Regions from separate parts of the Homo sapiens genome. Here all the other regions are linked to region 1. A link is a contact called in ENCODE Hi-C or POLR2A ChIA-PET data. All regions are on one chromosome and are shown on one strand. Each heading gives the region's core, a stretch centred on a gene start or an enhancer-like site at or near the end of the contact. The rest is flanking DNA. Distances are from core to core; before and after follow the strand shown.

Region 1 (3,742 bases), core at 439-2,938:
CTTCTAGCTATGAGTCACATATTATAGTTCATCACCTGGGGATTTTGGTTTTCTTCTTTAGATCTTGACTAAAAACAATTCTTTTTTTTAAGGCTGTATCTTATTTATTTTATCCAGCAAGTCTTTTCCTGCAGGGGTGGGAGGTGGGGAATTAAATCAGCCAGCCATGTTGCTGAAAATGGAAGTCCTTGGAGTAGGTATTAGAGAAAAGTCTGTTTTCTAGAGAAAGTAAGGGCATTTGAGTTGGGGCAGTTCTCACATCCAGGTGGGTGCTTTGTTTCTTCTTGGGGCATGGTTCAGCCAAGCCATTGTAAGCATGTAGTGGGGAGCGGGTGTTCTACAATATGGAAAGAGCTGCTCCTGGAGGCTAAGGTTCCTCCCACAGGAGGGTCCTTAGTGTGACTCTCTCTCCTCCTCTCCATTCTCATCAGGAACCTTTAATACTCAGGAAAAATCAGAGAACATTGCTGGACTGGAATGGAGTCCTGGGCCACCTGAAAAGGATTTCCATTTCTCCTGTCCTTGGAAGGAGAGACATAAGAGAGCCAAGTACAGAAAATCCAAACTACTTAAGTCAAGGTTAGAGCACGACAAATCACCCATTAAACCCTTTTCAGTGTAAGGTTTAGCCTGCTAAACCCTTTTCAGATTATAAGTAAGAGTACCTGCCCACTCTCATTAGCATTATTTCCACCATGGACTCACACCCATAAAAGACAGCCCAGTTTCTCAGGTGAGGGAAACAGATGAGGGTCTGCTACTTTAAGGCCTCTGAGAACATGAAGTCCCTCCTAGGTGGTCTTACCAGTCCCCCTGCATCAACAAGATTTGGTACTGTGGTGCTTTAGCCAAGTATTAATAGTTACCCAGCCCAAGATGTTCCAGAACAGCCTTGTGCCACACCACATTGAAAATCAGGCCTGGGCCCTGAATATGCCACTGCGAGAGGAAACTTGCTTGAGTTTCCCATCAAGAGAAGTGAGAACTTTCATATTACCCAGAGCAACAATTTGCAGTTATTGGGGTCATTCTGAAAGTTGACTCAGGTGCATCAAAATAACTCTCATCATTTGAATGGTCATAAGAATCAACAGCTTGGCTATGAGAACATCAGGCAAGAGAGTACATAGTTATTTTTCCTGATTTTCTGCCTATGCAGATGTAAAAATTATACATAAACATTTTCACACTCTCTGAGCGGAAGTAATGTTACTCACTTTTTTTTTTTTTGAGGTGGAGTCTCACTCTGTCACCAAGGCTGGAATGCAGTGGCACAATCTTGGCTCACTGTAACCTCTGCCTCTCGAGTTCAAGTGATTCTCATGCCTCAGCCTCCTGAGTAACTGGGATTACAGGTGTGTGCCACCATGCCTGGCTAATTTTTTGTATTTTTGGTGGAGATGGGGTTTCACCATGTTGGCCAAGCTCAGCCACCCAAAGTGCTGAGATTACAGGCGTGAGCCATGGTGTCTGGCCATGTCACTCATTTCTGAAGTGAAAAAACTGGCTTTAGCCCCCAAGACTGTCAGGAAATGGACCCTTCATCATCCACCTCGATTTCCCCTTTTCTCTAAGAATCCCACGGCTAATACAGTCTCAAAATCTGTTGAATAGCCAACCATTCTCAGAAAAGGGAGAGGCATGAATAGTGTTCTTGACGTTGCTATGGTAACAAGTCCCCACCCTTCTTACCCTCCACCTCTCACCCTCATCTACCATGGGGAACTGACTTCATAGCTCCCTAGTGCTGTAGCCCACTGAAATAAAGGGGCTGCCACAGCTTGGTTCCTGCTCAAGCCAGCAGGGGCTTTTTTAGGAGGACAGCTCTCTGAGCGACCACATTCACCCTGAGCCACCTCCAACACCAGTGCTCCTTTCATGGGCCTCAGAGCCTTCTGACCCACTGGATCCCATCAGCTCTTGCTGTTTCCTCTGAGGTCTTGCTCAGAATGAGTGATTGCATCTACTGCCAGCCAAACCCACAGTCTTGTGCCCTTCCCAGTCTCTGGGATTTCTTGCAGGGTGGACTGTTGCTTGCTTTTTAATCTCCTAAAACCCAAAAGGTCCATCCTGACCCTTCTTCAATAGTTTGAGTACTGTACCACCAGAAGGGGCTTGCATTTTAGGGAAAAAACAAAAAACAAAGCAAAACAAAAAAACTGTCTTCTCTCCTGGGTGACTAGAAGGATCCAGACTTCAGGAACACAAAGGCTTATTTGCCACCCTTTTGGTAGACCCAGGACAAGAACTTTCATCCCTTCTTTCTTTTTCTTTTTCAGTTTTCCAGTTTTTCTAAATTAATTTTTTAGCCAGGCACAGTAGCTCATGCCTGTAATCCCAGCACTTTGGGGTGGTCAAGGCAGGCGGATCACCTGAGGTCAGGAGTTCAAGACCAGCCTGGCCAACATGGTAAAAACCTATCTCTACTAAAAATACAAAAATTAGCCAGGCGTGGTGGCAGGCACCTGTAACCCCAGCTACGCGGGAGGCTGAGGCAGGAGAATCGCTTGAACCTGGGAGGCGGAAGTTGCAGTGAGGCAAGATAGTGGCACTGCACTCCAGCCTAGGTGACTGAGGGAGACTCTGTCTCAAAAAGGAAAAAAATAATAATTTTTAAAAAGTATCATACATAGGCCAGGTGTGATTGCTCACACCTTTACTCCCAGCACTTTGGGAAGCCAAGATAGGAGGATGGCTTCAGCCCAGGAGTTCAAGACTAGCCTGGGCAACATGACAAGACCCCATCTCTACAAAAAATAAAAAATTAGCTGGGTGTGGTGGTGCATGCCTGTAGTCCCACCAACTTAGGTGGGAGCATCACTTGAGTCTGGGAAGTCACAGCTGCAGTGAGCTGTGATTGTTCCACTGCACTCTAGCCTGGCTGATAGCACAAGACCCTGTCTCAAAAAAAATTTCATATATAATATACTGTGCCACTTATACTTTGATGGCATAATAGCCATTTCTGCTCAATATTTATTTATTTTTGAAATATCTTGTTGATTTAAAGTTGTGTTTTTGTTGATTTACTTTATTATACCAGAAAATGAGGTATGATGACTTTGAGATTTGAAGCTTTTGCTAGTCCTCTGAGCTTAGTAATCGTTATGCACACGAATCACTTTTTAGTGACAATGAAACTTCAGTTTACCTGCCATCAAATTGTTTAGGAAACTGGAATGAAAATAGTTTTTGGTTTTTTAGTCTTAAAACCATTTTAGACATTAATATTGTTAAAGTGTGTTGAGCCATCTCTGCCATCTTTGATAAAGTATTTTGAATGTACTTAACTTTTAATTGTTTATGGCTCACTTACTTATCCTGTCCCACATCATACAGGAGCACCATGAGCGGTGGGAGAAGGATACAGGGTGAGTGCTGTGATTATTTACACTTAGCCCCAAACTGTTAAGATCTTTTAGGATTTTGTTCTGCTTGTCAGAGTTTATTCTCTTGTCAGACTGCTATCTCGTTCTTTCCACTGTCAATGCGAATTTTCTTCTTCAATTAGTATGTTTCTTATAATCTCCTATTATGTAGGGAATGAATCAGTTAGGCAAACTGGTTAACATTGTGTCTAAAGAAAGTAAATTGGCTCTGAGTAAAGTGGCTCTTTGCATAATTCACTACCCAAGACTTCAGAACATTGATTCTAGCTGAAGTTTTTAAGGGTAATCTTTTGTTCTTTTTTTTTTTTTTTTTTTTTTTTGAGACAGAGTCTTGCTCTGTCGCCTAGGCTGGA
Region 2 (3,742 bases), core at 814-3,313, 340 kb after region 1:
CTTCAGGCACAAGGATTGGGGTGGGACCCTGTGTCCGCTCTGAGAGCACTTCTGCCTCCAGCCCTCTCTTGGTCCTTGTCCTTCATGTCCTTTTTTGGTGTGAACTGGGTTCAGGAGAGAAGCCCAGGCCCTGACATCTGTGGTCAATGCACACACTCCAGGAAGTTGTCTTAGGGATCAACCAGGGGCACCCACAAAATGGACTGGGGATCATGACTGGCCTTTCCAACCCACAGACCACCTTCATTCCACTCAAAATAGCGCAGCTCTGACTCTACTTAAGAAGGACGCTCTGATAACATGCTGGTGACTTTCACCTAGAAATGGAATCCATCCTTCAGGGCCCGGCCCCCTTCCTGCCTCCATGATGAAACCTTCCTGTCCCTTCCTGTCAACCCTGAGGCGCCACCACCTTCTCCTTCCCGTCATGTACTCACAATAGTTAACATCCACGGCTCTCTTCCCCTGCACTAGGGGCTGGGATGGGGATGGAACGGGGTGCCCTCTATCCCTGAGTTCCTTCCCATGCAGAGATGTAGAAACAGTCATCATGCATGGTTCCATGAGAGATTCCAAGAAAATGCACAGCAGCTGCAGGAGTCCCCAGGTAGCATCTGAAAAATGATTTCCTGAAACACATAGGGTTTGGATGGCGGGGTCAGGAGAGGAAGGACTTTCTGGCAGAGTGTAGATGGGAAACAGTGGATGGATGTGCAGGGAACCACCAGGAGCTGGCCCCGCCAGAGTGGGTCCCAACCAGGCCAGCCATCCAGTGGGCGCCATGGGCACCCGAGCTTTCCTCCCCCGGGCTTCACTCTCTTTGACCACTTTCTGCCCAGGGCCATCTGTGGGCAGTGACTTGGGGAGGCTGCAGGAAGAAGGGACAACAATTGAGTCACTTGTTGTTAAAACCAAAAGCCCGCCACCCCAGCCAAGATTTTCCACATGGGGGTAGCCCTGCCAACGTGTGCCCCCAGTCAACATCAAGATGTCCCCCACAGGCCTCAATGTCACGAAGGACTCCTGAAAATACTGCCTGTTTGAGAGGGGACAGAGACTAACTGTGAAATACTCCTCAGTTTCCCTGCTGCTTACCCAAGAGTTGGGTTGAAGCTCAGCCTGGGGCGCCACTGCTGGGGTGAGGTGGGCTGTGTCAGGCCAGCCACTCATGCCAAAGCTGAAGATAGGATGAGAAGGAGAGAGGGAGTGCCCACTGGGGGGCATAGGGCTGTGCCCAGGAGGGCACTGCTTGTCTTTGCAACCTAGCAGCCATCTCTGGCGGGATGCCTAAAATACCTCGGTCAGCCTCCCAGCTGAGGGAGAGCAGGAGGCGTGCGCTGGGGTCTGCATTAGGTTTTCACAATGGATAAAATCAGTTCTGTGATTGAAAGGCGAGGCCTTGGGAAATTAGTCACACAAGGGAGAATTGTGCCTGCCTCCATCAGAATCACCTGAGGATTCCCAGGAACCATCCAAGAGACTCTGATGCAGGGGTTCTAGGTTAAGGCCTGAGTCCCTTCTCTCCCTCCCTCCCTCTCTCCCACTCTTCCTTCCTTCCTTTCCCATGCAAAGCCCCTAGCAAAGCTTAGAATAAGAACATGTGGGGCTGGGTGTGGTGGCTCACGCCTATGATCCCAGCACTTTGGGAGGCAGAGGCAGGAGGATCACTTGAGGTCAGGAGTTCGAGACTAGCCTGGCCAACATGGTGAAACCCTGTCTCTACTAAAAACACAAAAATTAGCCGGATGTGGTGGCGGGCATCTGTAGTCCTAGCTACTCAGGAGGCTGAGGCACAAGAATCACTTGAACCCAGGAGGCGGAGGTTGCAGAGAGCCATGATCGCACCACTACACTCCAGCCTGGGCAACAAGAGCAAAACTCTGTCTCAAAAACAAACAAACAAAACCACGTTGGATCCACACATGGCTATAGATCCCTACTGTGTGCAAGGCAGCTGGCATCCTGGCCCTCTGAGACTGGCCTAGGGGAGGCCTCCTGGTGACTTCCTCCCAGAGCTAGAGAGGCGGTGTCCTTTGCCTCTGTCCTGCTGAAGGGAGTCCCTCATCCAAGGGGCAACGCTGCCACCTCCTGGTCAGTCTTAGAACTGTCCCCCACTCTGAATGCCTGGTGTAAATAGAGGCAGGGAGCCGGGAGAGGCCTCCCTGTCCTCCTTCTCTGGCTCTGCGTTTGAATATCTTATTCTAGGAAGTGGAATGTCCCCCAAACACGCGCCTCTTTTGGTGCCTCTTGTTTAAGTCTATCTTCCCTGGGAAGCCACTAGTCAACAAGTGGATCTCACTTACCCACCACTTTGCCTTGAATTCAGTGCAAGTCAGCATGTGTTTGTGGAGCACTTGATATGAGGGGGCTGGCAATACAGAGGACAATAAAGCAAAGCCCCACTTTTGCAGAAGGGAGTGAGAAGTGGGGGTGATTCATGAATATGAGTCACTTCTATCTGCGGTGATGTCTGAGCTGAGTCCTGAAGGATAAGCCAGCATTAACCAGTTGAAAAATGGAGAAGATTCCAGGTAAAAGGATGAGCAAGATGTGAATTGCTGGCCTTTTAAATAGAAACTTAATTGCTACATTTTTAATGCACCTCTTTGCTGCCCCCAAGAGGACAGACTACAAACCTTTTTTTCCCTCAATTTCTGGGCAGGTTTAAAAGGTTAAGAGAAAGGAAAAACAAGTTTTTCAGTTGCTAATCATTAGGGTTTAGGGGCCCTCCAGATCTATGGTGAAAAACAAGAGGGAGGCCTGGGTTTGAGAGACAAAGCAATGCAACCCAAGGAAGCAGGAGGCAGGGAAGATGCCTCCCCTAGTAGACAGTTCTCTGGGTCAGTGTGGGGAGAGGACTCCAGGCCACTGCCCCACCCTGGTCCCCGCAGAGCCCCAGAGAAGTATCAAGCCCCAGAGGGAAGTGTCTGCATAGTGCCAGGAAGCTCTGGATGTCAGCCTTACAATGAATTCCCAGGTCCTCAGAATGGCAGAGATGCATCCTGAAGCCAGAGACCTGTGATACAGGCTGAAAGAGCCCCAGATGTCACCCTTGTAACCCACTTGGACAAATGCCCAAGGATCAGCCTCCTTGACTCTGTGAGGGACTCGCGAACCTTGACATTGTCCCAGAAGTAGAGAAATACCAGTTCAAACCACAATGAGGAAATAAAGGAACTCAATGTTCTTGTACCAGGGTTTATAGCAGATTCATATAGGTCATGGGTGCAAAGGAGATCAAGACAGGGCCCCTGTTATTGAAACAATTAGAGAGAGAGCAGTACACTTCTCAGTGATTTGGAGCAAAAAACTTGTCCTCTTGACCTTGGTTTAATTTTCAGTGACAGGATGAGGAGGATGAGCATAGACTCTCGAAGCCCTTTCCTGCTGTAAGAGTCTATGGGAATGCAGATCACATGTACTGTGAGAGATGGGGGGAGACACAGGGTGGGTCAGAATGACCAGAAGAGTCTTCGTGAATGTGATTTTGAAAACTGGAAAGAGGTAAAAGAATTTTGGGTGGTGGGAGTGGCCTGTGCAGATGACAGACCAGGCCTGGCCAGTTGGAGAGGGAGGTTCTATGGAGGAACAGCCCGGAGACAGCAGGAGGGCGGTGGGTGGGTGTCAGCACTCTCCCTCCCTTTAGTAGAAAGGGAAAAGACAGAGTTCACAGTGGAGAAAATAGGAAACATGGACCTGAGAATCCCTACTATATATATATGCGTGTGTGTATATATATATA
Region 3 (3,742 bases), core at 631-3,130, 280 kb after region 1:
TGTTATTAACTCGCTGCTGTGTCTTAGTCAATGGCTTCTTAGAGTCTAGAAAATACAGTAAGAGTGATGTACGAGAATACGTGGTTTTGAATGTGGTGCTTAAGATACATCTTTGACTTAACAATTGCCTTAAAATCCTACCTTAACAAAAATTTAGCTCTTACTTTCAATTTTGATTTGCTTTTGATTAGACACAAGTAAGGAGTGAAGCCAGACACAAACCCAGCTCTTCTCATTTGAAGTTCAGAATTCTTTCCCCTGCATTCCATAATTTCTCCATATTTATCTCAGAGGACTATGCAGAATATGACAGTGGGTTACCATGGAATATCTGGGCAAGGAGCTCTAAGAGTAAAACTCCAGGCCAAAGACAAAACAAGTATTCAAATCCCAAGGCATCTCTGTGAGATGACAGATGCTCTTGTCTGCTCTTCAGATCCGAGGGGTTTCCGGAGGGCCAGCAACCATGCCCCCAACACGTAGATGGCTTAGCTTGCCTAAGAAGGGCGGGCATTGTAGAAATCTGGACAGTTCTGCTGACCTTCCTCTTTCTGTCTCCCCACTCTTGATTTTTTATGTTAGTCCCCATGGCACACCCTCTTTGTGAAGTCTCTCCAAATGGAAGCACAAGCTCTCCCGAAGGATCCCACACCCCACAGAGTGATCTCTAGGGTTGCCCATAGCAACAGCTGGTACCATGGAAAAAAGCCTTCCTTTCATCCGTCAGAGCTGGGCAGTAGGACCCTCTCCCAGGACCCCAGGAACAAGGTCTTTTTCTAGCTCTGCTATGGAAACTTGGGTGACACACATCACCTCTTGGAGCCTCAGTTTCCTCATTTACCAAATGAGGCTGATGTGAAGTCATTTTAGAGTCCCACTGAGGACCACTACTGTGATTTTCCTTCACCAACATGAGATACATGTGGCTGGTTTCAGGCTCTTTCCTGAAGCAGATCTTAGTACTGGGGAGGATGGACGGTGATGTCGCCACTGAGAGTGATGAGAGAGAGCAGACCCACCACCAGCTGCCCTCCTGATCCTTGGAAGGCCAGTCTCACATCTCAACATTCCCAGCCACCTTGTTACCAACGCTTGTGGAAAATTTGATTTGGACAGAAGGGACTCCAGCCCCTTTTAAGTATACATATGCACATGCTTTAATTATTAACTGCTTAATGTTGTCATTGAAAATATTTATTTTAATACTACTCTAAAAGAGTGAACATTTTTCACGTATTGACCCACAGCTGATTTCTTATCTGCTGTTACCAAGAACAAGAAAGGAGAGAATAAAGCTGAGGAAGGTGGCAGGCTCGATAAATGTTAGATTGAACTGTTCTTTTTCAGTGCATGCCCTGCCCTTATCACTGATATTGCCATTTTCTACTTTCTTTTTTTTTTTTTTAAAGTGTATTTTGAAGGCAAATAAGAAAAGAGAGCTATGGTGTAGTCTGGAAAACCAGGGTGTTTACCGTTTAGAGGAACCAGAAGTTCATAAGGGCCTGGCTGGACTAAGAAATGACAGCTCAGCACAGGGAAGGGGGGAAAAAAACCAACAGCAGCAGCAGCAGCAATGCAAGAACAAAACATTTTAAGAGATCTGGCCAGAACTGGTCTGTACAAATCCCCAGCTTGGCCTTCCTCCTCCACTCCCCCTGGCTCCCAGGCCTGTTTCCCGGAGTAGTAGCAGCCTTGCCTCCCCTTAAGAAACCTGCCCACAACTCACACTCCCTACATGCCAGTCATGCACACTCGTGTGTGTCACACCCTCTGCTCATCCCCCCACCCACTGAAGTCAGACCATGTGTGAGGGAGGATGAGAAGCCGGGGAAGAGGAAGACAGCTCAGCTGGCTGGCCCTGGCCCCTGAAGAAAACAAGCAGAGGCAGGGAGGGAAACATACTGTTCCCTGCAATCTGATCACCTCCGTGCAAGCCTCTGGGCTACACACCCAGGCCCAGGCCCAGAGGCCACGCTAATGAGACCAGGCAGGAAAAGTGAGCTGGTGACTGTTCCTGGGCAGATTAGAAACACATTGTGGAGAAGTGGGGGCACGGTGAGGGTGTGCAGGGCAGTGTGGTTGAGGCTGGGTGTGGGGCTGGGGCATGCGGGCCCAGAAAGGAGCAGAAGAAGGACTGCTGTCTTTCTGAGCTCTGATTCCAGCTCCTGGGGTGGCCCCCTGGCAGCTGCTGAGGCCTCACAGTGAGAAATCTGGAACAACAAAGGCTCTGGGACAAAAGACTCTCTGGCCAGAGGGGCTGCTGCTTTACAGGGGCCAAAAGCTTCACTTCTGAGGGGCACGTGGGTCCACCAGTGTGGGAGGCTGCAGGCTGAGAGGCAAATGGGGTTTATTGAGGAAAGGGAACAGATGTTTATTGGGCATTTGCTGGGTGCCCCCATTAAGCTAGGCTCTTTTTATGTATTTCACTGTGTTTGAGATCACTGTGAAATCCTCACTGCATCGGAAAATGGGAAGCAAATAGCTTTTTTCTTTTTATTAGGTCAGTGACACCTAGAGTTCGCCCAATATCACATCAGTGCCATTTGTTTGAAAAGTTAACCAGAGGCCAGCTGGGATTTTTGTCACTAGGAAAACAATGTAGCATGCGCTTCTTTAGCTTCCAGTCCAGGCAAGGACCTTCGGGGGTGTGAGGATGGAAGTATGTCTTCATGCTTTCTCCTGTGAGCCGCCAACCCACAGAACTGCTGGACCCTCAGCCCTTCAAATCCATCCTCCGGGAAGGTGCCTCTCAAACCTGCAGGGCCACCGCTGAAGTTCTCCCACGGACTCTACTCTAGCGCCCTCTGGTGGCCACCACTGCCAAGCCTGGTTGACTTGACTGGGAATTTCTGGTTAATAGCAGCTACGTTAATATCACTTAGCCCAGCTTTGTGAAGGTTCACTTGTGCTTTTACTTCACCTCTGATTTCTGCGTTATCATTACTCTTTCCATGTTTCCACAGCCTTTGTCAGTTCTCTGCTGCTTCATCTACGTTATTTTCATGGGGACCTGTGTTATTTTCATGGGAACCCCAAAATCAGGGAGATGTTTTCTTACCAAGATCTTTGTTTTGTACTATATTGCCAGTGGACCAACTTCGTTTTATTGGAATTTTTTTTTTTATTTTCTGGAGGATCTTTCTCCCTTCCTCCCCTTAGGAATTCAGGACACATTTCTGAAAGACTGGTTTTACTATGTGAGAAGCACAATGTTGTATACTATTTGAATTTGAGCTTCCCTTGTCCAGGGACGGAGTGTGGGCATGCCACCTCTGTTCAGTTATGGGGTGAGTTTCTTGGCCGCCTGGGACCCCTGCCTCCCGCCCAAGAATGCAGGTGAGAGCGTTTGCCCCTGGTTTTGACCAGGATGCCCAGTCCTGGTGTCTGAATTCCACCCATGAAGCCTGACCAAGCACAGTGGGAAAATCAGCCTATGGCCAATGGACATGGAGGCCAAGTTTGAGGGAGAGGGAGTTTGCCCAGAGTGGCAGCTGCAGATATGATCTGAAGGGTAAATGCTCACTGCAAAACAGGAGGGGAGCCAAGGTCAGAACCAGAGAGGCAGGGTCAGGCAAAGGGCATAGAGAAGAGCAAGAAGCTAGAGAGAGGAGAGGAGGCACACACACAGTTGGGACCAAAGAGGCCAGGTGAGATCTGGGAGGGGATGGTGAAGAAGCACAAGGCAAGGATGCCAGGGCTCTCATCAGGGGCCTGCTGTGTGTGGCATGGGTCTAAGTGGGTA

What was found. Hi-C counts contacts between places; a loop is a spot of excess contacts on that map. ChIA-PET counts read pairs that join two places held with the same protein, here RNA polymerase II (POLR2A). Pooled maps may share reads with other maps.
Region 2: a loop to region 1 is called in a pooled map, with 4 times the contacts of the local background. The contact joins two enhancer-like sites. A Hi-C loop is called at or near these places in 5 of 50 pooled maps. POLR2A ChIA-PET finds 5 or more read pairs at or near these places in 2 of 52 experiments (H1 and WTC11).
Region 3: a loop to region 1 is called in a pooled map, with 4 times the contacts of the local background. The contact joins two enhancer-like sites. A Hi-C loop is called at or near these places in 5 of 37 single-sample maps with no recorded cell type and 7 of 50 pooled maps.

Annotation. Positions count from the first base shown.
Region 1 is chr1:182,424,482-182,428,223 of GRCh38, reverse strand. No RefSeq gene overlaps it. Among named protein-coding and RNA genes, the nearest start is that of LINC00272, 19 kb to the right of the region's middle. Within about 2 kb of position 1,688, at least 2 of the 41 ENCODE cell types and tissues checked have a DNase peak (open chromatin) inside an H3K27ac peak, as active enhancers do.
Region 2 is chr1:182,083,437-182,087,178 of GRCh38, reverse strand. No RefSeq gene overlaps it. Among named protein-coding and RNA genes, the nearest start is that of ZNF648, 24 kb to the right of the region's middle. RefSeq lists an enhancer at 1,807-1,856. Within about 2 kb of position 2,063, at least 12 of the 41 ENCODE cell types and tissues checked have a DNase peak (open chromatin) inside an H3K27ac peak, as active enhancers do.
Region 3 is chr1:182,142,414-182,146,155 of GRCh38, reverse strand. No RefSeq gene overlaps it. Among named protein-coding and RNA genes, the nearest start is that of ZNF648, 83 kb to the right of the region's middle. RefSeq lists enhancers at 1,261-1,928, 1,929-2,597 and a silencer at 2,606-2,782. Within about 2 kb of position 1,880, at least 28 of the 41 ENCODE cell types and tissues checked have a DNase peak (open chromatin) inside an H3K27ac peak, as active enhancers do.